2 separate regions of the Homo sapiens genome follow, and region 1 is linked to region 2. A link is an interaction called in ENCODE POLR2A ChIA-PET data of the cell type or tissue named here. Cell type or tissue: MCF 10A. All regions are shown on one strand. Each heading gives the region's core, and the rest is flanking DNA. Links, peaks and the distances in the headings are about the cores only.

Evidence for each region. ChIA-PET counts read pairs that join two places held together with the same protein. Peaks named below come from ENCODE experiments on the same cell type or tissue, not always from the same donor. Only the 100,000 strongest peaks of a DNase experiment are listed, where the experiment ranks them.
Region 1: POLR2A ChIA-PET joins it to region 2 with 6 read pairs; 2 of 35 experiments call an interaction of 5 or more read pairs at or near these places.

Annotation. Positions count from the first base shown.
Region 1 is chr4:297,099-312,874 of GRCh38, reverse strand. It overlaps ZNF732 (zinc finger protein 732), which reads left to right and starts at 7,401. Exons shown (of 4, transcript NM_001137608.3): 1 at 7,401-7,567. The coding sequence starts at 7,565. LOC105374336 (a long non-coding RNA gene) reads left to right here and starts at 3,085. Exons shown (of 2, transcript XR_925020.3): 1 at 3,085-3,221; 2 at 4,644-5,540. In MCF 10A, for the core only: no CTCF peak of the experiment used is centred there; a DNase peak (open chromatin) is centred at 7,294.
Region 2 is chr4:117,887-133,662 of GRCh38, reverse strand. ZNF718 (zinc finger protein 718) reads right to left here and starts at 9,162. Exons shown (of 4, transcript NM_001039127.6): 1 at 8,990-9,162; 2 at 2,749-2,875; 3 at 2,158-2,253. The coding sequence starts at 8,992. LOC124900641 reads left to right here and starts at 8,072. Exons shown (of 1, transcript XM_047416469.1): 1 at 8,072-10,459. The coding sequence starts at 8,415. The coding sequence ends at 8,891. RefSeq lists enhancers at 7,928-7,987, 8,248-8,447, 8,738-9,177. In MCF 10A, for the core only: no CTCF peak of the experiment used is centred there; a DNase peak (open chromatin) is centred at 9,242.

The DNA of each region.
Region 1 (15,776 bases), core at 3,213-11,212, 180 kb before region 2:
TCCGCTCACTGCAACCTCCACCTCCAGGGTTCAAGTGATTCTCCTGCCTCAGCCTCCCGAGTAGCTGGGACTACAGGCATGTGCCACAAAGCCTGGTTAATTTTGTATTTTTAATAGAGACGGGGTTTCTCCATGTTGGTCAGGCTGGTCTCGAACTCCTGACCTCAGGTGATCCACCCACCTCAGCCTCCCAAAGTGCTGGGATTACAGGCGTGAGCCACCACGCCCAGCAAAATGGCCATTTTTACTTCTTTTTTTTTTTTTGAGATGGAGTCTTGCTCCGTCGCCCAGGCTGGAGTGCAGTGGTGCCATCTCGGCTCACTGCAAGCTCCGCCTCCCGGGTTCACATCATTTTCCCACCTCAGCCTCCAGAGCAGCTGGGACTACAGGCACCTGCCACCACTCCAGGCTAATTTTCTTTTTGTATTTTTAGTAGGGATGGGGTTTCACCATGTTAGCCAGGATGGTCTCAATCTCCTGACCTTGTGATCCACCCACCTCGCCTCCCAAGTGCTGGGATTACAGGTGTGAGCCACTGCGCCCGGCCAACTTATTTTAATGTGTAATTTTTTAAATAAGTTCTGTGTATTTTTTAATTGAGTTTGTGATTTTTCTCCCTATTGTCAGGGGTTTCTAACACCTTCTATTTTAATGCAATCTGTCTCACATTATCCTAGCAGGGTAATGACAGTTCACACATCCAAGAATACAACTGTCCTGAATCTGTTCTTATAAGTAAGTCAGAAGTCAAGAAATCCAGGGTGTCATCTAAACACCTGGTAGAGCCCCCCAGTCAAGACATGAACTGGGCTCCCTTTTACCTCATAGACAGCTGAAGGATTGGACGTGATTTATTGATTGGCCCCATGCTGCATCTAAGCACCTGGGCTAGGACTCAACCCTGATTGCCAAGCTGCATGTAAACAGTCTTGAAGTTTGCTATCATAATGTACCCTAGCCTGCCACCAAGACACTCATTCTGGCCACTTCAACCTGTGACTCACAGCTCTGTCGGTGTGAATGCAAACCTGGCTATCTGGCTGCGAAGAATATATAAATGCAGAACAGCAAATCAAGCATTCAGGCACCAGGCAAGAGTTCTTTCCGGGTTTCCAAAACAGGCTTTCCAGAATTTCCCAAAGATGTTGAGACTTAGACCCTTCCTGACCCCACCCCCTGAAATAATCATAAATGGAATCTGGGAGCCATGCAGACTCTCTAGCCTACTCTTTAGTGAAAATGGACTAGGGCCTAAAATGGCAACCCTTTGTCCTCAAGAACACAAACTGAGAGGCTGAGCATTGGCCTCCTACCTTCCAATGACAGACCTTACCCAAGTCCCATCAAAGCTCATACTGTCTTTTAACTGCCATCATCCAGACATGTTCCAGAACAACCCCTCAGAATTGTCTTAATGAGATGGGACAAGGGGCAATGGAGCTCCAGGTTCAGAATGGCTGCCTCGTCTTTCTCTTCTGAGAAGTCTGTACCTGCTGGACAGAATGCTCACTCCTTAGGCAGCTTAGCCCTTGTCCCAGGAACTGCTCCCTAAAAGAATCTTCTAGTCTCTTTTCCCTCTAAAGAGAGGGTCCATGAGACACTATATGGTAGCGAATACATGACCTCAATTCTCACCTGACTTGGCTAACTGATGAACTTTAGAGATAAAGATGCAGGGAACATCCTGTGTCTAGTGAATCTGTCCTGTGCTTCTCAGCTGTGGTGCCTGTGCAAATGCTGGAAGCCAAAAGGATATCCAGTGGTAGATGCATAGACACAGTCTAATAAAATTATGTAAGTTTAAGTTTAATATAAATGGAACTTATAATGTCATATCAAATATTGTTACTTAATTTTATAAGAAAACTGTTAGATTTTGTAAAGGCATTAAATATAATTTTAATAGGAAATTATGAAATTTAAGTGCACTTGGTATAAATGACTGAATTTTGGGCAATTCAGTAAAGGTCACACATGACTGTGAGTCATTGTTGATGAAATGCTCCTACAGATAGCATATTGCACATGCATTTTGATTTGTTCCTCTGAGGTCAATTTTTCTTAATTTTATTCATCAAGTTTTATACACTTTAGACAAAATAGACCTTGTAGTTATCATGTGCTCTATGAATCTGTACTTTGTTAGAAATACACATTTTCAGGCAAAACCCAGATATATTGTATCAAAATCTGGATTTCAAATATTTCCAGGTAATTCACATGCATATTAATAATTGTTAAGTGGCAGTAATTCTATGATTGAAAGAGAAAAGGTTATATGGATGTATTGATTTGTCAAAAAGGTACAGTAAAGACTGTATGTTTCAATGCATATACATCTTATCTTACAGAAAATAACTAAAAACAATAATAAAGTGGAGATGGGAGGCTGGGTGTGGTGGCTCACACCTGTAATCCTAGCACTTTGGGAGGCCAAGGCAGGTGGATCATGAGGTCAGGAGATCGAGACCATCCTGGCTAACATGGTGAAACCCCATCTCTACTAAAAATACAAAAAATTAGCCAGGTGTGGTGGTGGGCACCTGTAGTCCCAGCTACCTGGGAGGCTGAGGCAGGAGAATGGAGTGAACCCGGGAGGTGGAGCTTGCAGTGAGCCCAGATCGCGCCACAGCACTCCAGCCAGGGCGACAAGAGCAAGACTCTGTCTGAAAAAAAAAAAAAGAAAAAAAAGTGAAGAAGAAATTAAACATAAATGAGACAAAATTAGTAGATGTTGAGGCTGAGCATCAGCCTATTATACTATATTGGTTACTGTGTATAAGTTTAAAATATTCTCTAATAAAAGACTTTTCTAAAAAGACAACCATCTATAACATTAGCTCAAGATTGTGGTTAGATTTGGGGGGAAGGAAAAGAAGAAGTGGTTTGTGGGGAAAAACAAGGGTAGTTCCATTCTATAGTTACACGAATGTATTAGCTTTGTTATAAATTATTGAGCATTACATTAATATTTCATTGTGGATGCATTTCTGTATGTATGTTATACATCAATAAAAATGTAAATATTACATATTTAATACTAACTTAATATTTCAGAATAATAGCAATGTTTCGTATTGTTTTGTTTGAAAGTGGGGCATTGGCCAGGCGCGGTCCACTGCACTCCAACCTGGGCAACAGAGTGAGACTGCATATCAAAAAAAAAAAAATAGTGGAGCATTTACATTCAGTCATCATGAGATGGATACTAATATTCCAAGGTATGCATACATGTCTTGACCCTTGGGAGTCCCCCTCAGTCTTTCATTTTTTATTTCAATTGAGTAAGTAGCATGGTTTTAGTTTTGGGGAATGTAAATTTCTTACAGCAAAGTCCTTCCTCCACAACAATATTCACCTAGCACAGTGGGCTGCACACAGTGTGCACTCAGTGTGTGTGGAACTGGTTTGAATCAGGAACAAAACAAGTAGCAGAGGTCAGTTTTGCAAAGGAAAGAATGTGGGTAATATGAGTAAGACTGAAAGGCCACAACTCAACAGCAAACACTTTTTACATTAATTTGAGAAATATTTTCAACTGGTTCTCTGAAAGATGTTGGTTTACAGCAGACATTTGGGAGTATGGTTGCATATTGTAATCACCTGGAGAGCTTTAAATCACACTGGCTTTTGCCTGGGTCTTAAGCTAGGGATTCTGGCTTAATTATTCCCTTGCAATTTGGGTTTGGGAACTTTAAATACCACCACCTACATGCACAACAGGCTAATGTGCATCCAAGGGTGAGAAGCATTGATTCAGGGCAAGGAATGAATTGGTTATGTGTGATTTCTATGTGTGCTCTAGGTATTTGCCCTATAGCTGCTCCTAAATGTGGGGTCTTAGAAAACATCTTGGCCCTTCAAAGCATACTCTGCTGGTTGGCTAAATTGCAGCAGGAAAAAATATCAGCAGCCCTATTGCTATGTCACTTGCCTGCAGAGCAAAAGTTGTTTCAGGAACAGTAATTTGATTTAGTCTATATTAAAAATCATAAATAGTCTACAAATACAAAAAATAAAGAGTTTGCAGCTATGTTGAGTGCATTATAGGTGTTTTCAAATTTCTCCTATGATAAATTAAAAATGTAACGTTGGGCATTAATTTCCTAAACCCAATGCTCAGCAATTTCCTCAAATTGTTGCCAGTTTTTCCAAGAGACTTCAGAACCATTCCCTGGAGTGAATTATTTCCAATGGTGAAGAGTAAGGGGTGGATGGGATGAGATTCTAAAAAAAAAAAAAATCTTGCTTCTATTTCAGAAGTGTCACTCTTCAGCCCCGTGAAGGACACGAAAAGCTGGCTGAGTAGTGTGGTCTATGGAGGTGCAGGGGCTTCAGAGTTAGGGAAGCATCAATCCTGAGTCCAAGCCAGCTGCTTGGTAGCTGTGGGATAGTTATATAAGCCACATCTGCAAGAAAAGTCATGATAAAATTGATCGCAAAAACAGCAATTAAAAAAATTCTTATTGTATTCATGTTCTTGGAAATGGCTTTTATAGTTGTTCCTATCAAGAAACAGATTCTGTTTCCCAAACTTGAATCTCTCTTGACTTATTTGCACAGGCCGAAGCTGTGCATATGACAGTGTGCCAGTTTGGGGCCCAGGTTCAAAAGGTCTTAAATGCTTCTGTTATCTTTTTCAGAATTCTTCCATCTCTATGAGAACAAGCCCATTTTAACTTTCTGGAGGATAAAATAGCATGCTGAGGAAAGCCAAAGTGCGCCAGTTTACAGACAGCTCACTCCCAGAAGCAGAGCCACCTAATTCACCAGCATCTGACCACTCACACCTGAAGGAGCCAAACTGAGCCCAGAAGAATGGCCCAGCTAAGCCCAGCCTAAATTTCTAACCAGCTCAACCCTGAGCTAGTATGTTTCAGGATTGTTATGCAGTTATAGCTTAGTAATATATACACCCATTAAAGACAGGATTCCAGGATTCCAGGACAGATTGATTACAAATAACCTGCAAATGCTTGGCACCCTGTAAGTATTGATATTGTGTTTCCTTTATTTAAAGTTAAATTTGTTGTAAGATGGTATTGACTTATATAGAAGTGAGGCAAGAGAATAGGGTCTGGAGGCAGGGAACTTAAGGCCAATTCGTGCTGAATTCCTAAAGAAGAAACACCAAGGTCTGGGAGCAGGGAACCTAAGGCCAATTAACGTGAACTTCCTACATCTAAACCAAAAGGAAAACCTCATCTACACCTGAGTAGCAAAGGATCAAAGGTGACTGTTGCTACAACCCTCTCCTTTGCACCAGTTCTCTGATAGAAAAGGAGAGTGACTTGGAGTGGCCGTGGGCCAAGCACAGGCCATGCCTTCATCTGCATGGGGTACCAATTCACCTCAGCCTTTGATTAGCCACGGACCAAATCTTTCATCCAGATAAGGGGTAGCTGATAGGGACCTCAAAAGGAGTACTTAAAACCCAGATAACTTTGTAACCGGGTCCTTGAGCTGCTTGCTGGGGCTCACACCCATCCCGTGGAGTGCTTTCTTGCTTTAATAAACCCCTGCTTTTGCTGTTTCCTTCATGTGTTTCGTTCCATTTTGCATTTTGTTCAATTCTTTGTTCAAAATATCAAGGACCTGGACAACTCACACTCACGGCCTTCCTTCTGGGAACAGAAGTGCAGGTAGAAGTGGATGCATGTGATTGGTGCTTAAACTCACACAGTGCCCCACACCACAGGAGAAAAACACACAGTTACAGCCTGACAGGTCCAAAGATAAATAGCAAAACAAGAAATTTGCCTTTAATCTATTCCCTCCACATCTAAACTCTGGAGGGCAAGGCTGTGAAGAGATCTGAATACATGGTGCTCTCTCTTCCTGTGGACCCATCATTCCTTGTTTACTGTCTGATATTTAAAAGGAAGAGGAACCCCTGAGAGAGGAGGCAGTCAGAAGCTAGTTAGGAAGATAGGGAGGGAGGGTCTCTGGAGAGGAAAAACACCCATGGGACCGCACATGCACCACCCTTGTAGCTAGTGGGAAGAAATGTGGTTAAGAACTTCCTCTTATGCCAGGATGTTGATCAGAAGGGACTGTCCCCACTTAGGCCCAGGTGTAATAAATCAACCTAAATGTCATTAACTTGACCCAGCTCCTTATAATGTTACCTAACATGACATAAGTATTTTGGTTTTAGCTTCACCCTTTCCACCTGCTGTGGGTTTCGCTTGGGCACTCATGGGTAATAACCAAGACGGAGTCACTGTGGTCAATCCCAGGCATGCTCAGATGCAACACTGTTATAGGGGAACTTTACCCCTCCCATTTGGGCAGAGCCCACAGAAGACTTCCTTGTTCTTGCCATATAAACTCAGCCCCATTTCTGGCACCCTGCTTTCATGTCCCCTCTTACTGCTGAGAGCTTTCCCTATGCTTAATAAATCCTATTCTGCTTTACTCACTCTCTGGTGTCTGTATGTCTTATTCTTCCTGGTCATGGGAAGAGAGCCCAGACGTGGTTGAACTGAGGAGACCACCACACTGGTACCAAACAGCAAGGGGGAGACAGTGATCTTCACGTGGACACTCTCAGCTTGCAGCCCCTGCTCTCTCTAGGGGCACTGTCCTACCCATCCTTCATCCTGAGGAGAAAAGTTGGTAGAGAGGCTGGTCCCTTACTTCCAGTAGAAAAGACGTGTTCAGGCCCTCACTTTCTTGAGGTCAGAGCCCTCATGGCTGTACTCGATGTGGCAGCCACCAGACATATGTAGCTACTGAGTACCTGGAATGTGGCTGGTTTGAGGTAAAATGTGCTGCAAACATAAAATACACAGTGAGTTTAGACGAATTAAATCAGAAATATACTTTATTTCTAATTATATATTGATCACATATTGAAACAATATTTTGGATACAATAGGTTAAAATATAAACAATTTCACTTGTTTCTTTTTATTATTTTTGATGTGGCTAATAAAAAATTGAAAATTCACAAATAGCTAACATTTTATTTTTTAAAGGATTGCTTCCCCCTTAAAATCCTACTCAAAAGACCAGAGGACAGAGAGGTTATGAAATCTAAAATATTAAAATAATTGTCATTATATTGTTTCCATTTGTGAACAAGTGTGTGTCTGTGTGTGTGCGCGCGCGTACGTACACAATTTATAAATGGGCGTAACCTTACACACCAGAAGGTTAAAAATGAACCCCCAACAGAGCCAAGCCTAGCACAGAAAGCCCTGACTGAAAATACCTGGAGGCACGAGTCTGTCTCTCTTGCCTCATTAAGTGCACTGTGTGGTGGCAAGTTCTGTCACTCAAATTCTGAGCGTGGGGAGCTTGGTATCTTATCCAATCAGAGCGCTGGATTGAGAACTGCCCAATCAGGCGCGCAGCCGGAGAGGAGGGGGCGGCATCCGGGATCTGGCGCGGCTTTTGCCTTTTGCGCCAGCGTGAGCTCGGTTAGGGTCTCCACGGCCGTGCTTTCACCCCTCAGGGAGGCGTCGGTGATTCGGTCACAGCCTCAGCCTCCGTCGCTCTGTGACCTGCGGGTATTGGATGATTCGTAGCTGAGACTCCGCTACACCCCTGAAGTGGGGAAATGGTGAGTGTGGGGGCAGGGCGTCCCAAGGCTGGGGAGGCCTCATCCGAACCGGCGGGAAATGGCGGCGGCGGGACGGAGTCTGCGAACGGAGTCTCCGCTGCCGCCGCTCAGCCCTCAGTCCTTGGTCCCTTCCGGTGAGGGACCCGGGTTCATGTCGGTCCCCGCAAGGCGGCTTTGGCCCAGCCTGCAGCCCTACTTGTGCAGCTCTGCGCCCGCAGCCCCGCACCTTCCCTGGGCTGTGGGGTGAGGAGGAGCTCATCGGGAAAACGCCTGCGTGGCGTGCGAGGTGCCCGCCTGGGAGGAGCTGTGGTCCGGTCGTCGAGTCCCTACTTTACCCTGTTCGGAATAAGATCGAGGCCCTATCAAAACATAGAGTTCATGTGAGCAAATGGGGACTAATTAATGGGACAGCCCCGGGCATGGCTTGTGGTTTGGGGGCTGCCAGCGGGTCTTGAAGGAAAAGCTTTTGTGAGGTGTGTGAGGAAGCGAAGCAAATCACCCGCCCGCTCCAACTTGCCCACCAGTCCCCTTGCCCTGTGCGCCTCCTCCGCGTGGCTGTTCCTGAGTGGCATCTTTTAGAATACGCTGGTGTGGGCGCGCACAGCGCTTCGCTGAGTTCTGTGAGTAGTTCTGCCACATTATTGAACTTGAGGAGGGTGTGGGCGCCCCTGGTTTGTAGGCAGGCGTTCAGAAATGAAGACGGGTGTCCAGAGGCAGGGACTGCCGTCTGCAGGGGGGGGGCAGCTGCGGGAAGAGCGCTGAGCTTGTGGGGTCTTCGCTGACTCTGGGTGGTGTCGTTAGTGAGTTGCTGGACACCGCGTTGGGGTTGGAGCATTGACTGATGTTGAGCAAACTCCGCACGTTTTCTGTCAGAAGAAAGACATGGCTGAGCCTGGGCTGGAGAAAGATGCCTGGTGTCTGCGGGAGGCGCGGCCGGGTTCTGCACATGTGCTGTCCCGCTGGGCACTGTCCTTTTCCTCCAGGTCTCCTTCCGGGGAGAGAAGGGACTGGGAACTTAGAGGAAAGGAGTTCTGAGAAACATCCCTTCCCTGCACCCTGCTGCCAGCCCCCACTTAATGCTAACCCACTCCCGAGGACGCTCACTGGCCATTCGCATTGCCACACTCCTCCCAGGACAGGGTTCTACCCTCAGGAATTGTGCCCGTGACAGCTTTGCTCCTAGGGTATTCTGCCAATAACACACACAGTGCCAGGAAGACTCCTGGCTCATTTCAACCCCAGACACTGGATCTATAGCAGGAACCTGTTTCCTTCCCCCACCCAGGCTTCTGGACCACCTGATCCTAATCTCCTCTGCCTTTATGGACACATGAATCAGTCAGATGGTAACCCTGCCTAGACCTGCACTTGTAGCACAAACTAGTCTTTTATTTAGTCAGTCCTGCCCTGTCCCCACCATGACTCTTGATAGCTCCTTTCTCTCTTCTGCTTTTTTCTTCCTCACAAATCTTATTTCCTGTGCACACAGTGTGCCCAAGTCCATCCCTCACTTGCCTGCGAGAATTCAGACGTTAGTGACTTCAAGACCATGCCTTTAAACCTGGCTGTTGCAGGAGCAAACCCAAATTAGACGCGGCTTAATGGTCTCTCTTTAGAATGAGGGAATAATTTTTGCTCTTCTCCCTTTTCTTAAAGCATTTAGTTTGAAAACATTTTTTGTTTTGTTTTCTTGAGCCGGAGTCTCACTCTGTTGCCCAGGCTGGAGGGCAGTGCCGTGATATCGGCTCACTGCAACCTCCACCTCCCGAGTTCAAACAATTCTCCTGCCTCAGCCTCCTGAGTAGCTGGATTACAGGCCTGTGCCACCACGCCCAGCTAATTTTTCTAATTTTAGTAGAGAGGGAGTTTCACCATGTTGGCCAGGCTGGTCTCGAACTCCTTACCTCAGGTGTTAATGTTGTACCTGAGCAAGTTAGAGAAAACGCCACACTTTGAGATGAATTAAGAGTCCGTTTATTTAGCCAGCGGCCAAGAGACGGCTAACGCTCAAAGTTCTCTCGGCCCGAAGAAGGGGCTAGATTTTCTTTTATACTTTGGTTTAGAAAGGGGAGGGGGGGTCTAGTTAAAACAATTTTACAGAAATAAAGTAGGCAAAAAGTTAAAAGGATAAATGGTTACAGGAAAGTAAACAGTTCCAGGTGCAGGGGCTTTAAGATTATTACAAGGTGATAGACGCGGGGCTTTTGGGCGTTATCAATCAGACGAATTCCTGGGAACTGTGGATATTGCTCGCCACAGTATTTTATCAGTTAATTGCATTCTTGGATGTGCTGGGAGTCAGCTTGCACAAGTTAAGTCCTTGAGGAAGGGGCTGCCAGTGAAAGAGCCAAGATGGAGTCTGTCTGGCTCTTAGCTAAGGGAGAGTCAACTCAGGTGGAAACAAGGCTAGGTGATTAAAAGAAGAGGGAGAGTCTAAAAACAGGGTTAGTAGAAACAAGGTTGGGCGTTACAATTTGTCCACCTCGGCCTCCCAAAGTGCTGGGATTACAGGCGTGAGCCACTGCTCCTGTCTCGAAAACTTTTATATTTAAGTATTTTCTCTGCTTCTTTAAAATTTATATGTCATTTTTGTCAGTTAAATAAGTCATTTGTCTTTTTTGAGTCAAACTTGTCTTTATCTAGGACCTGAAAACTATTGCTTTGAAAAGTGAATAGCAAGAACATGCATCCTATCCCACAGTTTCTGTAGGCGACTAATAGGCTGCCTTCAGCAGGTACCTAGCCTCACGTTGCAAATCTGCCTCCTGTCATGAAGATGTTGGAAGTTTATTTTTTCTATAAATATTACCAATTAGAAAACCCAGATGAGTTCTCAGATTACTAGGTGAAATTACAATAAGCCGTATATGACAAATGGTGCTGTCATGTCTTCTACTTGAGAATTATGGTGAGTTTCTGTGTTTGTAGTCTCTTAGTAGATTGCCTATGATGCACATCACATTTTGGTTTAATTATGTAACAAAACATTTTCTTACTTCTCTATTATTGTGGAGTTTTTTAGGATTGGAGATGATTTTGCTTTTAGTTATATTTTTCCTCACACTGTCCAGAATCACCAGACATTATACACAAGTGCCCTCTAGGCTTCACTTTAGAGAAAAACCTTTCTCAGGATTCCACTCACAACCCATAATTTGGTGGCAAGGTGCACAAAGTGCAGCAAAGTGCTCCCCAAATCTGGAAACAGAATGGTCTCTCCTTCTATCTACAGTCGCTTCTATAACAGTTATACTGGATTTCTACAAAAATAACTTTTTAGTACTGCAATCAGTTATTCCTCCTTCGTCAGTGTGCCTGGCATCTTCAAATCTGACACTGATTCCGTGATCATGGGGCCCATAATCCCAATCAGGATCACACATGTGCATTGATTAAACCTGAGAACTTCTTTTTTATATCTATCTGTCTATATATTTTTTATTATACATTAAGTTCTAGGGTACATGTGCACAACGTGCAGGTTTGTTACATATGTATACATGTGCCATGTTGGTGTACTGCACCCATTAACTCGTCATTTATATTAGGTATATCTCCTAATGCTGTCCCTCCCCACTCCTCCCACCCCACAACAGGCTCTGGTGTGTGATGTTCCCCATCCTGTGTCCACGTGTTCTCATTGTTCAACTCCCACCTATGAATGAGAACATGCGGTGTTTGGTTTTTTGTCCTTGTGATAGTTTGCTGAGAATGATGGTTTCCAGCTTCATCCATGTCCCTACAAAGGACACGAACTCATCATTTTTTATGGCTGCATAGTATTCCATGGTGTATATGTGCCACGTTTTCTTAATCTAGTCTATCATTGTTGGACATTTTGGTTGGTTCCAAGTCTTTGCTATTGTGAATAGTGCCACAATAAACATACATGTGCATGTGTCTTTATAGCAGCATGATATATAATCCTTTGGATATATACCCAGTAATGAGATGGCTGGGTCAAATGGTATTTCTAGTTCTAGATCCCTGAGGAATCGCCACACTGTCTTCCACAATGGTTGAACTAGTTTACAGTCCCACCAACAGTGTAAAAGTGTTCCTATTTCTCCACATCCTCTCCAGCACCTGTCGTTTCCTGACTTTTTAATGATCGCCATTCTAACTGGTGTGAGATGGTATCTCATTGTGGTTTTGATTTGCATTTTCTCTGATGGCCAGTGATGATGAGCATTTTTTCACGTGTCTCTTGGCTACCTAAATGTCTTCTTTTGAGAAGTGTCTATTCATATCCTTCGCCCACTTGTTGATGGGGTTGTTTTTTTCTTGTAAATTTGTTTGAATTCTTTGTAGATTCTGGATATTAGCTCTTTGTCAGATGAGTAGATTGCAAAAATTTTCTCCCATTCTGTAGGTTGCCTGTTCACTCTGATGGTAGTTTCTTTTGCTGTGCAGAAGCTCTTTAGTTTAATTAGATCCCATTTGTCAATTTTGGCTTTTGTTGCCATTGCTTTTGGTGTTTTAGACGTGAAGTCCTTGCCCATGCCTATGTCCTGAATGATATTGCTTAGGTTTTCTTCTAGGGTAAACCTGAGAACTTCAACTCCCTTCTCCCTTTGCCCAAATGCCCACAAATGTGCATAGCTCACCAGCCCTCCAAGTCTTAAATATGTAGTTCCAAATTCTGAATTTATGTCCTGGGATTTGAGAGAAGCACAGAACTTTTATCTGAGAAATACAAGTTATTTTAATGATCAGACCCAGTGATGTGTTAAAATGAGACCACAGTCATGTACTGTTCCCCTCTTTGAACTATTTGTCTTTTGTAATTGTGTGCTATTGCCACAAATGGCTATAATTTTTTCTTTTCTTTTCTTTTTTTTTTTTTTTTTTTTGAGACAGAGTCTCATTCTGTCTCCCAGGCTGGAGTGCAGTGGTTGCTCACTACAACCTCTGCCCCCTGAGTTCAAGTGATTCTCCTGTCTCAGCCTCCTGAGTAGCTGGGACTACAGGCACCCACCACCATGCCTGGCTAATTTTTTGTATTTTTTAGCTGAGACGGGGTTTCACCGTGTTAGCCAGGATGGTCTCAATCTCCTGACCTCTTGATCCCTCTGCCTCGGCCTCCCAAAGTGCTGGGATTACCGGCGTGAGCCACCATGCCTGGCCACAAATGGCTATAAATTAACCTAATAATTTCATACTTGACACTATAACCCACACCTTATATGTTAATGTATATAGCCAGTCACTAACCACTTACTTCTATAAGCCAATAAGAATTTCTGACAACTTTCTATCAGTTCCCTCTCTGCCTCCCTTTTTGCCTTTAAAAATATACTCGTCAGCTGGGCATGGTGGCTCACGCCTGTAATCCTAGCACTTTGGGAGGCCGAGGCAGGCGGATCACCTGAGGTCCGGAGTTCGAGACCAGACTGGCCAACATGGTGAAACCCCGTCTCTACTTAAAAAAAAAAAAAAAAAAAATTAGCCGGCATGGTGGCGCATGCCTGTAATCCCAGCTACTTGGGAGGCTGAGGCTGGAGAATCATTGGAATCCAGGAGCCAGAGGTTGCGGTCAGCTGATATCGTGCCATTGCACTCCAGCCTGGGCAACAAGAGGGAAACTCCATCTCTTTAAAAAAAAAAAAAAAAGTATATATATTTATGTATATAAAAATTATATATATAATTTACATATGTAATATATAAATATATACAAATATATTATTTATATATAAATAATTTATAAATATATATTTATATATAAATTATATATATAAAACTATATATATACATATATATGTGTATATATGTATATATACACATATATACGTATATGTGTGTATATATACACACATATGTGTATATATGTGTATATATATATACACATATGTGTATATATATATATATACACATATGTGTATATATGTGTATATATATATACACATATGTGTACATATGTGTATATATATATACACATATGTGTATATATGTGTATATATACTCATAACTGCTTCTAATTGGAGCGTATATTCAGGGCACCTTTATATTCCAGTGTTGCATCTTCAAGTTTTGGCCCAAATAAACTTTCTACTTGTGTTTACCCCAGGTTTTTCCTTTTAGGTCAAAATATTCTTTAGAATGTGTTGAAGGAGCCTCCATGAGAGAATCTTACCTCTGGTTTTACTCTGCTTACTGTAACCCCTAAGAATGCTGAGGCACATTGATCCCACCTAGAATATGCACATAAAAACTGACTTCTGCCTAGGATTCACAAGACAGGACCAGACTTTGGGCTGAAGACATAACAGAAAACTCATAGAAGACATTTTCTACATCATGAGAGGTCAACATAGGTGGAGCTCTTTGAGTTTTCCAGATCTTGTCCAGTGACCTGATATAGTTGTGTGGGAGGCTTCTGGTGGGAACAGAAGAATCCTGTGGCAGAATCTGTTAAGTGTAAAAAAGCACCTTAGCAGTGGGAGTTCAGGGCCACAAAATATTCAGAGCCAAAGTCACAACAATGCCTCCCCGTAAACTCTTACTGGAGTAGAGTAGTTTTGTCCTTCCCCTTGCCTCAGAGTTAGCTGATCAGGGACAGGGGCTATCACGTCTGGATCCAGGATCTGCAGCTTCACCAGGGCTGTTTCATTTTCTGTTTGCATCCCACTAATTGAGCCTGAATCTCTCCTGCCTGGATCACTATGGGGATATCAGCCCAAGGTCACTGGGGACACTCAACCAGCACCTGTATTTGAGACATCTGCGGATGTCCTGTGCAGACTGGGGTCAGTCTGACAGCAAGGTCTAATTCTGCTCCCATTTTAGAGGAAGATAAATGACTTATTCAGGGTTTGTTTCTCCCCTCAAAGAATCTCCTTGGTTTGTACCCAAATAAGAGTTGCTCCAGGTTTCTAGTTTTTTTTTTTGGTGAAAAGTGAGATCCGGAGACTCAAACTAATCCATAAGCTAATTACTTCTATTTCATATGGTCCATTAGAAAAAGAGGTGATGCAGTCATGGTCCCTACCCTCAAGGAACTTGCAGTCTGGAGCACATGAATAAATGGTTGAATTCAGCATCATATGTTCAGTACAAAGATGGAAATTGTACAGGACACTTAAGCTTCATTTGGGTTACTTCCCTTTTATTGTTTTGTGAGTTTTGATGCCACCACCTGAATGACTATTAATTGACAGAAGAGAAGTTGTATTGTCTTTACCTTGCTAAGAATAAATATTTAGCTTCTAATATAATTGTGCTAGAGAAACATAAGGGATTTGGTTAAATTCCTTGTTGTATGTTATTAAAGACACAGAGAAGTGGCTAAAATAGATTAAAATTTCATAAAATCTGGGAATCAAATTTCTCTTGGGGAGGCTTAGAAAAGACAAAACTGAAAAAACTTAGCGGCATAGAGAACAGAAGTCTAGGGCCCACTCTCTGTCCTAACCCTGCCCAGATCCACCCTCTACTGAACCTTGTCCAGGTCTGACCCCACACTGAAATCTCTCGGAACTGCTTAGAGGAGATCAGAGTTTGGAGTGACTACTCCTACTGCCTCTCCAAAGCTGGTGCTCCCAATTTCCTGAAACACAAAAGCAGATAAATGGGGAAAAGCAATATACTTTTGTGCCTTAAATTCTTTTTTATAAAATTAAAACCAGTGTTTCTAGAGACATCTCATCCAGCAACCTGTTCTCCATCCCTGCAGTTTTTTTTTTTTTTTTTTTTTTTTTACAAATCTTAAATACAACACAAAAATAAATTTCTCTGAATTGCATTTAATACATCCTTTGTTTCTTTGTGATCTATTTATATTGACCGGTTATTCTATACCTTTAAAAAACAAATCAATTGTAGGAAAATAGAAAGGAAATGGTAATTCTGGGCCCTGTATTTAAATCCTGGGAAGTATTGGACACTTAGTGCCCACCTCCCAGGATGTCCTAAGAATTTACACATAATGTGAGTGTCTTAGCACAGTGCTCTGTGACATACTCCTGAGCACATAGTACATGCTCCATAAATACCGCATTAATGCAGGCGCACATGTTGTTTTTTGTTGTTTTTTTTTTTTTTGAGATGGAGTCTCGCTGTCGCCCAGGCGGAGTGCAGTGGCATGGTCTTGGCTCACTGCAACCTCCAGCTCCCGGATTCAAGTGACTTTTCTGCCTCAGCCTCCTGAGTAGCTGGGATTACAGGCGCACGCCACTATGCCTGGTTAATTTTTGTATTTTTAGTAGAG
Region 2 (15,776 bases), core at 5,119-13,118:
GTAAAAATTAGTTTACTTAATATGTTGCTTCACTTACTGTTTCCAAGAACCTATCAGCAAAGTTAAGTAAGAATTTATTATACACATATATAACTTATATAGGTATGTGTATGTGTGTGAGACACACATTTTTATATATAGATAGATCTCAACAGAACTTCAGTAGGCTTCCTACTAAATAAGACAAAATTAAAAGATAATAGTTATTAAGAAATAAGGTAATAATTGAGAGCTTACTATACACTTAGCAATGTTCTAAGCTGGTTGATGACAGTGCATTTAAGAAATCTAGAAGGTGAGTAGATACCTTAAATCAGTGGTGGCCAACCCTTTGAATGTGAGGGCATTTTTACTTATCTGTGGTAGTGGATATCACAAAAATTATTCACAAACCTTTTTTTTTTTAAACTCATCAGCTATTATTAGTGTTACCATATATATATATATATATATATATATATATATATTTTTTTTTTTTTTTTTTTAAGATGGAGTCTTGCTGTGTTGCCCAGGCTGGAGTGCCTGTGGCACGATCTCAGCTCACTGCAAACTCCACCTCCTGGGGTCAAGCAATTCTCCTACCTCAGCCTCCCAAGTAGCTGGGATTACAGGTGCGCACAACCATGCCAGGCTAATTTTTGTATTTTTAGTAGAGATGGGGTTTCACCATGCTTGCCAGGCTGGTCTCTAACTCCTGACCTCATGATCTGCCCCCTCGGTCTCCCAAAGTGCTGGGATTACAGGTGTGAGCCACCGTGTCCGGCCACGTTACTGTATTTTATGTGTGGCCAAGACAATTTTTCCTCCAATGTGGTCCAAGGAAGCCAAAAGGTTGGAAACCCATGCTTTAAATAATTTGAAAACTTGCAAAAATAGAGTTTAAATTACAAATCTCAGTTTATATTAAAACAATAACATTTTGAAGTAAAATAAAATTACATTTTTTCATATTTAGGAAAACACTTATTGTTCTGATAAAATTGCTGAGTAAGAATTTTTGTAGAATTACATTTGCAACCTCTATAGGATTAAAAATCACTAAGCAGAAAAGATGCAATACCTGCAACAACTGTCTCTGGTGTTCCTGGGATCTCTGAACCAAATCCCAATATATCCACTAGTCACCGTACACATTTTAGACATGATGCAAAGACAATATTTGAAAAAAAGAAAAACTTTAACATAGAGCTCCTCAATAATACAAATGTTCCCAGGTCCCCAAAAGCAATGAACAGCAGTCAGATCATGTAGCCCTTTGTAAGTGATAAAGTGGACACTGGCACTCCCTGTAAACTTGAAGGGAGATCACTAAAGGAAAAACAGAATTCTTAGATTTAAGAGCATGGGAGAGAAGATGACCCTAAGAGAAAAAATGCAGCCTTTTCAGAAATTATTTTCTTTGTCACAGAGCTTCCCAAACTACATTTATTTATTTATTTGAGACAGAGTCTAGCTCTATATTGCCCAGGAGGGAGTGCAGTGGCGCAATCACAACCTCTGCCTCCTGGGTTTTTTTTTTTTTTTTTGAGACTGAATCTCGCTCTGTCGCCCAGGCTGGAGTGCAGTGGCACGATCTCAGCCGACCGCAACCTCTGCCTCCTGGGTTTTTTTTTTTTTTGAGACGGAGTCTCGCTCTGTCGCTCAGGCTGGAGTGCAGTGGCACGATCTCGGCTCACTGCAAGCTCCGACTCCTGGGTTCACGCCATTCTCCTGCCTCAGCCTCCTGAGTAGCTGGGACTACAGGCGCCCGCCACCACACCCGGCTAATTTTTTGTATTTTTAGTAGAGATGGAGTTTCACCATGTTAGATAGGATGGTCTCGATCTCCTGACCTCATGATCCACCCGCCTCGGCCGCCTCCTGTGTTTTTAAGCAATTCTCTCTGCCTCAGCCTCCCAAGTAGCTGGGATTACAGGCGCCCGCCACCACACCCGGCTAATTTTTGTATTTTTAGTAGAGACGGGGTTTCACTATGTTGGCTAGGCTGGTCTTGAACTCCTGATCTCAGGTGATCCACCCACCTCGGCCTCCCAAAGTGCTGGGATTACAGGCGTGAGCCACGGTGCTCAGCCTCTCAAACAACATTTGAAGGCCTGGCTTCCTTCTTGACTTTTGGCCTCCTTGTCTGTGTCCTCTCCTCCATTCACTCTCACCTACCTGGGGGTCTGGCTGCTGTTTCATGTATCTTCAAATTGTAGGGCTCTTTTCTTTGCTCCAGACTGGTGACCAGGTCTGGGTTAGAGATACTAACACCTGTTTTATTAAAAAAAAAATTAACATGACTATTGCTGGGGATACTCCAATTACCAACCTAGTACTATGCTAAGTAGAATAGAGAAATTAGGGAAGATTCTAGAAAATTAATCCAAAAATTGTTTTCCGACAGAATCTGTAGAATATTTAAGTATTTTAAATCTGTGGGCTTTAAGTTCCACTACCGAGTACTACTGAATCAAAAATAAGTAGTGCAAATTGCATGTTAAGATGTGAAAGACAATTATTTTATATCATTAATTTCTAGAATTACCACTAGCCTAGAGCGAAGGAAACAAATTAGCTCAAAAGAAGGTTTATGTAAAGATGAAACATCCTAAAGATTTTATTTTTTATACCACCAAACTCCCAACTTTTTCGTGAAGGAACTGAAATTAATTCATGCAAAGCAGAAGCTCTCAAGAGACATTCTACAAAGGAAGAAAATGAAATTCTGAAAAAGTATTAGGAATTACATATTAAAGTTATCCTTACCCAGGGAGACCAGGTTTCTGTAGTTCTCCAACATCACATCTCTATATAAATTCTGCTGGGAAGTGTCCAGACATTTCCACTCTTCTGGAGAGAATTCTATGGCCACATCCTTGAATGTTAAGAGTTCCTGAAAATACACATTTATCAAGTGACAGAATTCTTTTTTTTTTTTTAATACGGAGTCCCGCTCTGTTGCCCAGGCTGGAGTGCAGTGGTACGGTCTCAGCTCACTGCAAACTTCACCTCCCAGGCTCAAGTGATTCTCCTGCCTCAGCCTCCCGAATAGCTGGGATTACAGGCACCCGCCACCATGCCTGGCTAATTTTTGTTTATTAGAGACAGGGTTTCACGATGTTGGCCAGGATGGTCTCCATCTTCTGACCTCGTGATCCGCCTGCCTCGGCTTCCCAAAGTGCTGGGATTACAGGCGTGAGCCACCGCGCCTAACCAAAAACAGGAATTTTTCCACCCAGAAAAACAGACAGGATCTGTGGGGAGGGCACACGTTATGGTTTCTCTTCAGACTGTCCATGTAATTCTACTGCAAGACTGGGCTAAGAGTCACTCAGCCAAGCATTGCCTCTAAGGTTCAAAATGCATATAAATTATTTGGTATTCAAAGCCTCACTGTAAGTAACAAAATTCTGCAGGTTTGAAAAGGGTCCATGAATTAGCTTCTTATTGCAAGTCTCCTGTTATTGCAAGTCTTCTTATTGCTGACACTCCTCCCCCTAGACCCATTATACCACTCAGCTAGAAAAAGCAGTCACAGCATGAGTCCCTCACTGCAACACCCTTATCACGACACAAATACTTTACATCCGAAGACAAGACCACCAATCATCATCTTGAAATACGGCATTCTCTGCAAGCCCTTTAATGTTTACAGAGGCGGAAGATGGTGGCAAGTCTGAGTAAGTCTGCATTTGAAAAACGTGTATATGCATCAATGCAATCTTTATAGAGCATGTACTATGTGCTCAGAAGTATGCCATAGAGCAGTGTGCTGGGAAGTTCACATTATGTGTGTTAATACTATAACATCCTGAAAAGTAGTCCCATGCTTCCCAGGATTTAAATGCAGGGCCCCAGCATTTCTATTTGTTCTTCTGTTTTCTTATCATTGTTTTTTTTTTTAAATGCGTAGAATAATAGCTCAATATAGAGAGACGGGACAGATACAGAAAGGAAGTGCTAAGTGCAATTCAGAGGAATTTTTTATTTTTGTGTTTGTAGTTATTATGAGACTTGTGAAAAAAACCACTGAAACTGCAGAGATGGGGAACAGGTTGCTGGATAGGATGTCTCTAGAAACACTGACTTTAATTTTATAAAAAAGAATTTAAGGCACAAAAGTATATTGCTTTTCCTCATTTATCTGCTTTTGGGTATCAGGAAATTGTGAGCACCAGCTCTGGAGAGGCAGTAGGGGTAGCCACCCCAAACTCTGATCTCCTCTAAGCAGTTCTGTGAGAGATTTCAGTGTGGGGTAAGACCTGGACAAGGTTCAGCAGAGGGTGGATCTGGGCAGAACTGGGACAGAAGGTGGGCCCTAGGCATCTGCTCTCTATGCCCGTAAGTATTTTCAGTTTTGTCTTTTCTAAGCCTGCCCAAGAGAAATTTGATTCCCAGAGTTTCTGTATCTTAATCTATTTTAGCTAATTCCCTATTTTATAACATTATAACACACAATAACAAGGAATTTAACCAAAACCCTTATGTTTTTCTAGACCAATTATATTAGAAGCTAATTATTTATTCTTAGCAAGGTAAAAACAACACAAATAATAACAACAATTTCTCTTCTGTCAATGAACAGCTGATCAGATGGTGGCATTAAAACTCACAAAACAATAAAAGGGAAGTAACACAAATTAAGCTTAAGTCTCCATACAGTTTCTGTCTTTGTACTGAACACACGATGCTGAATTCAATCATTTATTCATGTGCTCTAGACTGCAAGTTCCTTGATGGTAGGGACCATGACTGCTTTATGTCTTTTTCTAATGATCATATGAAATAGAAGCAATTAGCTTATTGATCAGTTTGAGTCTCCAGATTCCTCATTTTTCACCAAAGAACCAGAAAACTGGAGCAATTCTTATCTGGGTACAAACCAAGGAGATTCTTTCTGTGAGGGGAGGAACAAACCCTGCATGAGTCACTTATCTTCCTCTGAAATGGGAGCAGAATTAGACCTTGTCAGACTGACCCCAGTCTGCACATGACATCCTCAAATGTCTCATTACTCAAAGATGCTGAGTAATGATGCCCTCATAGTGATCCACGGAGGAGACACTCAGGCTGACTTTGTGTGGTGCAAACAGAAAATGGCGCTGTCCTGGTGGTCCTGCACATCTTGGCTCCAGATGTGATATCCCCTGTCCCTGATCAGCTAACTCTGAGGTAAGAAGAAGGACAAAAGTACTCTACTCCCATAACACAGTATAGAGGAGGAAGGTACACTTGTGATTATGGTTGTCATTAAGGCTCTGGATATTTTGTGGCCTTACCTCCCACTGCTAAGATGCTTGTTTACACTTAAAGATTCTGCCACAGGATTCTGTTCCCATCAGAAGCCTCTCACACAGCTGTAGCAGGTCACTGAACAAGATCTGGAAAACTCAAAGGGCCCCACTCTAAAAATGGGGCTTAAGATGTCTACATTGACCTCTCATGATGCAGAAAATGTCTTCTGTGAGTTTTTCGTATGTCTTCAACCCAAAGTCTGGTCCAGTGTTGGGAATCCCAGGCAGAGGCCAACTTTTGTATGCAGATTCTAGGTGGGATCAATGTGCCTCTACATTCTTAGGGGTTAGAGTAAGCAGAGTAAAACCAGAGGAGAGATCACCTCATGGAGGCTCCTTCAACACATTCTTAAGAATATTTTGACCTAAAAGGAAATACTGGGATAAACATAATATAAGTAGAGAGTTTTCTGGGGCCAAAGCTTGAAGACTGCAATCCTGGAGTATAAAGCTACCTGAATATACACTCCAATTACAAGTATATTTGTAAAGGCAAAAAGGAAGGCAGGATAGAAAGTTGTCAGGAATTCTTATTTACAGAAGTAACATTGGTTAGTGATTGGTTATATACATTGTTAAGCTATTGGGTGTGGATTATAGTGTCCAGTGTGGCATTATTAGGTTAATTTATAGCCACTTGTGCCAATAGCAAGCAATTTCAAAAGACAAATAGTTCAAAGACGGGAACAGTACATCACTGTGGTCTCATTTTAACCAGTCTCTGGGTCTGATCATTAAAAGAACATGTATTTCTCAAATAAAAGTTCTTTTCTTCTCTCAAATCCCAGAAAATAAATTCAGAATTTGGAACTGCACATTTAGGTCTTGGAGGGCTGGTGAGCTATGCACATTTGCGGGCATTTGGGCAAAGGGAGGAGGGAGAGAATTGAAGTTCTCAAGTTTAATCAATGCACATGTATGATCCTGGTTGGGTTTATGGGCCCCGTGATCTCTGAATCCGTGTCAGATCTGAAGATGACAGGAGCACTGAAGGAGGTGAAATAACTGATTGCTGTCCTGAAGTGATTTTTGTAGAAATCTAGTCTAACTGCTCTAGAAGGGACTGTAGATCCCAAATAGAGAGACTATTTTGTTTGCAGATTTGGGGAGCACCTTGCTGCACTTTGTCATACAATTGTGGGTTGTGGCTGGAATCCTGAGAAGAAAGGTTTTTCTCTCAAGTGAAGCCTGGTGGGCACTTTGTATATAACGTCCAGTACTTCTAAACAGTGCATGGAAAATATGACTAAAAGAAAAATTTTCAGCCAGGCACGGTGGCTCACGCCTATAATCCCAGCACTTTGGGAGGCCAAGGCCGGTGGATCATGAGGTCAGAAGATGGAGACCATCCTGGCCAACATGGCGAAACCCCGTCTCTACTAAAAATACAAAAAAATTAGCTGAGTGTGGTGGCGCGCCTGTAATCCCAACTACTCAGGAGGCTGAGCAGGTGAATCGCTTGAACCTGGGAGGTGGAGAATGCGGTGAGCCGAGATCGCACTACTGCACTCCAGCCTGGCGACACAGCGAAGACTCCGTCTTAAAAAAAAAAAAAAAGAGAAAAATTATCTCCAATCCTAAAAAAATTTTCCACCATAATAGAACAGCAAGAAAATGTTTTGTTATATAATTAAACCAAAATGTGATGTGCATCACAGGCAATCTACTAAGAGACTGCAAACACAGAAAAAAAGTCACCATTAGTTCTTAAGTAGAAGACTTGAAAGCACCATTTACACAGTTTATTATTTCACCTAGTAATTTGGGAGGTAATCTGGGTTTTCTAATTGGTAATATTCAAAAGAAAAATAAACTTCCCACATCTTCATGACAGGACGTAGACCCACAATGTGGAGCCAGGTACCTGCTGAAGGCAGCCTCCCACCCTCCTACAGAAACTGTGGGATATATTCTTGCTATTCACATTTCAAAGCAATAGTTCCCAAGTCCTAGATAAAGACAAGTCTGAGTCAAAAAAGACAAATGACCTATTTAACTGATAAAAATGATTTACATATATTTCAAAAACTGGTGAAAATAATTATAAAAATTTTCCACCTAAATGCTTTAAGAAAAGGGAGAAGAGCAAAAATTCTTCCCTCACTCTAAAGAGAAATCATTAAGCCTCTTCTAATTTGTATTTGCTCCTACAACAGCCAGGTCTAAGGCATGGTCTTGAATTCCCTAACGTCTGAATTCTTGTAGGCACGTAAGGGATGAACTTGGGCACACTGTATGCACAGAAAAGAGGATTTGTGGGGAAGGAAAAAGCACAAGACAGCAAGGAGCTATCAAGAGCCATGGGGTGGGGGCAGGGCACAACTGATGAAAGGACTGGTTTGTGCTACAGGTACAGGCCCAGGCAGGGCTACGCACTGACTGATTCCTGAGTCCATAAAGGCATAGGAGATTAAGATCAGATGGTCCAGAAGCCTGGGTTGGAGAAGGAAACGGGCTCCTGCTAAACAGATCTGGGGTTGAGATGAGCCAGGAGTCTTCTGGGCACTGCGTGTGCTTTTGGCAGAAAACTGTAGGAGCAAAACTGCCATGGGCACAATTCCTGAGGGTAGAACCCTGTCTTAGGCCAGGTGTGGCCGTGCGAATGCCCAGTGGGCGTGCTCAGGAGTGGGTTAGCATTGGGTGGGGGCTGGCAGCAGGATGCGGGGAAGGGATGTTTCTTAGAACTGCTTTCCTCTAAGTTCCCAGTCCCCTTTCTCCCCGGGAGGAGGCCTGGAGGAAGAGGACAGTGCCCAGCGGGACAGCGCCTGTGCAGAACCCGGCCGCGCCTCCTGCGGACACCAGGTGACTTCCTCCAACCCAGACTCGGCCATGTCTTTCTTCTGACAGAAAACTTGCGGAGTTTCCTCAACACCAGTCAATGCTCCAACCCCAACGGGGTGTCCAGCAACTCACTAACGACACCACCCAGAGTCAGCGCTGACCCCACAAGCTCAGCACTCTTCCCGCAGCTGCTCTCCTGCAGACGCCAGTCCCTGCCTCTGGACACCCGTCTTCATTTCTGAACCCCTGCCTACAAACCAGGGACGCCCACACCCTCCTCAAGTTCAATAATGTGGCAGAACTACTCACAGAACTAAGAGAAGCGCTGTGCGCACCGACACCAGCGTATTCTAAAAGATGCGAACAGACACCAGCGTATTCAGGAACAGCCACGCGGAGGAGGCGCACAGGGCAAGGGGACTGGCGGCAAAGTTGGCGCAGGCAGGTGATTTGCTTCGCTTCCTCACACACCTCACAAAAGCCTTTCCTTCAAGACCCGCTGGCAGTCCCCAAACCACGAGCCACGGCAGAGCTTTCCCATTAATAAGTCCTGTTTGCTCACATGAACTCCATGTTTTGATGGGGCCTCAATCTCATTCTGAACAGGGTAAAGTAGGGACGGGATTCCGGACCACAGCTCCTCCCACGCCGGCACCGCGCAGGCCGCCGCGGTGTCTTCCGGATGAGCTCCTACTCACTCCACAGCCCGGGGAAAGTGCAGGGCTACCGGCGCAGAGCTGCACAAGGAGGGCTGCAGGCTGGGCCAGAGCCGCTGTACGGGGACTGACAAGAGCGCGGGTCCCTCACCGGAGGGGACTGAGGACAGAGGGCTGAGCGGGAACTCCATTCACAGACTCCTCCCACCGCCGCCATTTCCCGCCGGTTCCGATGAGGCCTCCACAGCCTTGGGACGCCCTGCCCTGCACACTCACCATTTCCCGACTTCAGGAGTGTCCCAGAGTCTTAGATACGAATCATCCAATACCGGCAGGTCACAGAGCCACAGAGGCTGAGGCTGTGGCAGAATCACCGAGGCTTCCCTAAGGAGCGGGAGCAGAGCGATGAGGCCCTAACCGAGCTCTGGCTGGAGCTACAAGCAAAAGCCGCGCCAGATCCCGGATGCCGCACCCTCCTCTCTGCTGCGCGCCTCATTCGGCAGTTGTCAATCCAGCGCTCTAATTGGATAGAGCTGTAAGTCTCCCGCCTCAGGCCTTGAGTGACAGAAGTTGCAACCATACACAGCACTGAATGAGGCGAGAGTGACAGGCTCTGGCCTCCTGGTACTTTGAGGCAGGTTTTTTGTGTTTGTTTTTTGAGTCTGGCTCTTCTCGCCCAGGCTGGAGTGCAGTGGCGCGAACTCGGCTCTCTGCAACCTCTGCCTCCCGGGTTTAAGCGATTCTCCTCAGCCTCCCAAGTAGCTGGGATTACAGGTGCCCACCACCACACCCGGCCAATTTCTGTATTTTTAGCAGAGACAGGGTTTCACCATGTTGGCCAGGCTGGTCTTGAACTCCTGACCTCAGGGTATCTGTTCGCCTATGTCTCCCAAAATGCTGGGATTAAAGGCGTGAGCCACCACGCCCGGCCCAGGCTGGGGTGTTATCTCTGTGCTTGGCTTGGTACAGCCCAGTGGTCATTTTTTTAACCTTGTGGTATGTAAGGTTAGGTCCATTTATAATATAAATTATACACACACGCATGCATGCACGCACATGCACACACACGTACACATGCACGCGTGCATACACAAACTTGTTCACAAACGGAAACAATATAATGACAATTATTTTAATGTTTTATAACCTTTCTGGCCTCTGGTCTTTTGAGTAGGACACATGAGATTTTAAGAAGGAAGTAATCCTCTAAAAAATAAAATGTTAGCTATTAGTGAATTTTCAATTTTTTATTAGCCACATCGAAAATAATAAAAACAAGTGAGATTGTTTGTGATAATTTTAGCCTACTATATCCAAAATATTATTGTTTTAATATGTGATCAATATATAATTGAGAGGTGAAGCCAGCTGGACTTCCTGGGTAAACTGGGGACTTGGAGAACTTTCCTGTCTTACAAGAGGATTGTAAAATGTACCAATCAGCACTCTGTAAAAACGCACCAATCAGTGCTCTGTAGCTAGCAAGGGGATTGTAAAATGCACCAATCAGCACTCTGTAAAATGCACCAATCAGCAGGATCCTAAAAGTAGCCAATTGCAGGGAGGATTGAAAAAAGGGCACTGTGATAGGACAAAAACGGAACACGGGAGGGCACAATTAAGGGGAAATGGGAGGTGGAATAAAAGCTGACCACCCCAGCCAGCAGTGGCAACCAACTGGGGTCCCCTTCGATGCTGTGGAAGCTTTGTTATTTCCCTCTTCAAAATAAACCTTGCTACTGCTCACTCTTTGGGTTCGTGCTATCTTTAAAAGCTGTAACACTCACCACAAAGGTCCGTGGCTTCATTCTTGGTCAGCAAGACCACAAACCCACCGGAAGGAACCAACTCCAGACACATAATTAGGAATACCTATATTTTGCCAGGCGCTGTGGCTCACGCCTGTAATCCCAGCACTTTGGGAGGCTGAGGTGGGTGGATCACGAGGTCAGGAGATCGAGACCATCCTGGCTAACATGGTGAAAGCCCGTCTCTATTAAAAATACAAAAAAATTACCCAGGCGTGGTGGCGGGTACCTGTAGTCCCAGCTACTCAGGAGGCTGAGGCAGGAGAATGGCGTGAACCCGAGAGGCAGAGCTTGCAGTGAGCCGAGATTGCACCACTGCACTCCAACCTGAGCGACAGAGCAAGACTCCGTCTCAAAAAAAAAAAAAAAAAAAGAAGTAAAGTATATTTCTGGTATAATTATTCTAAACTCACTGTGCATTTTTTGTTTGCAGCACATTTTACTTCAAACCATCCACATTCCAGGTACCCAGTAGCTACATATGGCAGGTGGCTGCCACATTGAGTGCAGACATGAGGGTTCTGACCTCAGGGAATTGAGGGCCTGAACACGTCTTTTCTGCTGGAAGTGAGGGAACAGCCTCTCTACCAACTTTTCTCCTCAGGATCAAGGGTGGGTGGGACAGAACCCCTAGAGAGAGCAGGGGCTGCAAGCTGAGAGTGTCCACGTGAAGACCACGGTCTCCCAGTTGCTGTTTTGTAGAGATGTGGTGGTCTCCTCAGTTCAGCCAGGTCTAGCCTCTCATCCACGACCAAGAAGAATGAAGCATGGCAATACCAGAGAGTGAGTTTGGCAGAGTAGGATTTATTAAGCAAAAGGAAAGCTCTCAGCAGCAAAAGGGGACCTGAAAGCAGGTTGCCTGAAATGGGCCTAATTTCTTTTTTCTTTTTTTTTTTTTTTTGAGACAGAGTATTGCTCTGTTGCCCAGGCTGGAGTGCAGTGGTTTGATCTCAGCTCACTGGAACCTCTGTCTCCCTGGTTCAAGTGATTCTCCTGCCTCAGCCTCCTGAGTAGCTGGGATTACAGGCACCCACCATCATGCCCAGCTAATTTTTTGTATTTTTGTAGAGATGGGGTTTCACCATGTTGTTGGCCAGGCTGGTCTTGAATTCCTGACCTCAAGTCATCCACCTGCCTCTGCCTCCCAAAGTGTTGGGATTACAGGCGTGAGCCACTTCATGCATCCGAGTTCTGGGTCTTTTATGGGGCAAGAAAAAGGAAGTCTTCTGGGGTTCTGCCTAAATGGGAGGGGTAAGTTCCCCACTAAGGGTATTGCATCTGTGCATGCCTGGGGTGGGCCACAGTGACTCCATCTTAGTTATTACCCATGAGTGCCTAAGCAAAAACTTGGAGAAATGGGGGAAGGGGTGTGCTAAAACAACAATGCTAATGTCGTGTGTACGATATTCTAATAAGCTGGGTCAAGTTTAGGACATTTAGGTTGATTTATTGCGCCTGCACCTAAGTTGAAAAAATCCCTTCTGAGCAACATCCTGGCATAAGGAAGTTGTTAACCACATTTCTTCCTGCTAGCTACAGGGGCAGTGCTGGTGCGGTCCTGTGGGTGTTTTTTCTGTCCCAAAACCCTCCCTCTCTATCTGCCTAACCAGCCTCTGACTGCTTCCTCTCTCAGAGGTTTGTTTTCCTTTTAAATATCAGACAATAAACAAAGAATGATGGGGCTCCAGTAGGAGAGAACACAATGTCTTCAGATATCTTCGCAGCCTTGACCTCCAAAGTTTAGATGTAGAGGGAATGGATTAAAGGCAAACTTCTTGTTTCTTATTTATCTTTGGACCTAATTGTCAGGCTGTAACTGTGTGTTTTTCTCCTGTGGCGTGGGGCATGCTGTGAGTTTAAGCACCGATCACTTGCATCCACATCTACCTGCACTTCTGTTCCAGAAGGAAGGCCGTAAGTGTGAGTTGTCCAGATCCTTGGCATTTTGAACAAAGAATTGAACAAAACGCAGAAAGTAACAGAGGAACAAAACACCGGAAGAAGCAGCAAAAGTAGAAATTTATTAAAGTGAGAAGGCACTCCACAGGGTGGGCGTGGGCTCGAGCAAATGGCTCAAGGACCTGGTTACAAAGTTTTCTGGGTTTTAAGTACAGCTTTTGGGGTCCCTATTGGCTGCCCCTTATCTGGATGAAGGATTTGGTCTGTGGCTAATTAAAAACTGACAGGAATTGACATCCTATGCAGATGAAGGGATGGCGTGTGCTTAGCCTGTGGCCACTCCAAGGCACTCTCCCTTTCCGTCTGAGGAGTGGTGGAACGGGGTGGGTTGTAGGGAGAGTAGCCTTTGATCCTTTGCCACTCTGGTGTGGGGGGACGGGTTCTTTTTCTTTCGGTTTAGCTGTTGGAAGTTGGCCTTAACTGGTCTTAGGTTCCCTGCCCCCAGATCTTGGTGTTTTTTCTTTTAGGAAGTCAGCACAAATTGGCCTTAAGTTCCCTGCCTCTACACCCTATTCTCCTACCTCACTTCTGAATAACTGAATACCATCTTACAACAAATCTATTAAATAAAGGGAAAATAAAATCAATACTTACAGGGTGCCGAGCGTTTGCAGGTTATTTGTAATCAATCTGTCCTGGCATCCTGTATTTAATGGGTATATATATTACTAAGCTATAACTGCATAACAAACAATCTCAAAACATACTAGCTCATGATTGAGGTGGTTGGAAATTTAGGCTGGGCTCAGCAAGGCTATTCTGGGCTCAGTTTGGCTCCTTCAGGCATGAGTGTTCAGCTGCTGGTGAATTAGGTGGCTCTGCTTCTGGGAGTGAGCTGTCTGTAAACTGGGGCACTTTGGCTTTTCTTAGCATGCTATTTTATCCTCCAGAAAGTTAAATGGGCTTGTTCTAATAGAGATGAAAGGGTTCTGAAAAACAAAACGAAGCATTTAAAACTGTTTGAACCTAGGTACCAAACTGACATACTGTCATGTGCACAGCTTTGGCCAGTGCAAATAAGGCAAGAAAGAGTCAAGGTTTGGGAAGCAGAATCTGTCTCTTGATGGGAACGACTATAAAAGCCACTGCCAAGGGCATGAATACAAGAAGAAATTTTAAAATATTTGTCTTTTTTATTTTTGAGATGCAGTTTTGCTCTTGTCACCCAGGCTGGAGTGCAATGGCATGACCTGAGCTCACTGCAACCTCTGCCTTCTGGGTTCAAGCAATTCTCCTGCTTCAGCCTCCGGAGTAGCTGGGATTACAGGCACATACCACCATGCCTGGCTAACTTTTTCTATTTTTAGTAAAGATGTGTTTCCCCATGTTGGCCAGGCTTGTCTCGAACTCCTGACCTCAGGTGATCCACCCACCTCGGCCTCCCAAAGTGCTGGGATTACAGGTGTGAGCCACTGCGCCTGGCCAAAAAAAATTTGTCATTTATGCAATCAATTTTATTATGCCTTTTCTTGCAGATGAGGTTTATATAACTGCCCCAAAGCTACTAAGCAGTTGGCTGGGACTCAGGATCTACTTTGCCTGAAAGCAAGAAACATCACTCTGTCTACCTTCCAATATACTATAAGGCTATAGTGACCAAAATAGCATGGTACTGGTACAAAAACAGACACACAGACCAATAGAACAGAATACAACACTCAGAAATAAACCTGCACACCTACAGCCATCTAATTTTTAACTAAGCTGGCGAAATAAGCAATGGAGAAAGCACTCTCTATTCAATAAATGGTGCTGGGATAACCAGCTACTCATATGCAGAAGAGTAAAACCAGACCTATACCTTTGGCCGTATACAAAAATTAACACAGGATCAATTAAGGATTTAAATTTAAGACCTCAAACTATAAGAATGCTACAATGCCACCTAGGAAATATATTTCTTGACATTAGCCTTGGGAAAGAATTTTTGGCTAAGTCTCCAAAAGCAATTTCTGGAAAAACAAACATTAACAAGTGGGACTTAATTAAACTGAAAAGCTTCTGCTTAGCAAAAGAAACTATCAACAGAGTAAACAGAAAATCTATAGAATGAAAGAAAATATTTGCAAGCTATGGATCTGATGAAGGTCTAATTTCTGGAATCTGTAAGAAATATAAACAATTAAACAAGCAGAAAACAAATAAACCTATTTTAAAATGTGCAAAAACATGAACAGATATTTATCCAAAGAGAACTTACAAGCACCAACAAATGTGAAAATATGCTCCACATCACTAATCATCAGAGCAATGCAAATCAAAACCACAGTGAGATATCATCTCACACCAGTCAGAATGGATATTGTTAAAAAGTCAACAAAAGACATATGTTGGTGAAACTGTGGGAAAAACAGAAAACTTATACACTCCTGGTAGGAATGTAAATCAGTTCAGCCACTGTGGAAAGCAGTTTGGAGATTTCTCAAAGAACTTAGAACTACAATTTTACCCTGCAATCCCATTACTGGGTATTTATCTTTAAAAAATTATTCTACCAAAAAGACACATGCACTCACTTGTTTATTGCAGCACTATGTGCAATAGCAAAGACATGAAATCAACGTAGTAACCTATGAGTGGTAGGCTGGATTTTAGAAATGTGGCACATATACACCGCAGAATACTATGCAGCCATAAAAAGAATAAAATTATGGGTTTTTTTGCTGCAACATGGAAGCAGCTGGGGGCCATTATTCTAAACAAATTTATTCAGAAACAGAAAATCAAATACTGAATTTTCTCAGATATAAGTGGGAGCTAAACGTTGGGTACTCATGAACATAAATATGGCAACAATAGACACTGGGAACTAGTAGATGTAGGAAGGAGGGGAAGCAAGTGTTGAAAAACTGTTGAGTACTATGTTCAGTACCTGGGTGACAAGATCACTCATACCCAAAACAGCAACATCACACAATATGCACATCAAACAAACCTGCATATGTACCCCCTTAATCTAAAATAGAGTTGAAAAACAAGTTTACAGTACCAACCATGCACCATAAAACTTATCATACTTCCACAAAAAAATATATATAAAGCATCTTGGTTTAAAAATCTATAAACATATACAGTTGGAAGCTAAAAAATAAACAGTTGGAAGACCTAATGCATATTCTCTCTTTTATACAAAATGGTAAACATTAATTTCCACAAAGCAAATGGCTATAACAAAATCCAAGCACCCTTTTCCTCTGAGTCATGGCTCCTGGAAGATGAGGCTGTGCATGAAGATGGGGCTGTGCATCTTTTCTCCTGCGTCCCAAAATAGATCCATCAATACAGCCACCTTCAGC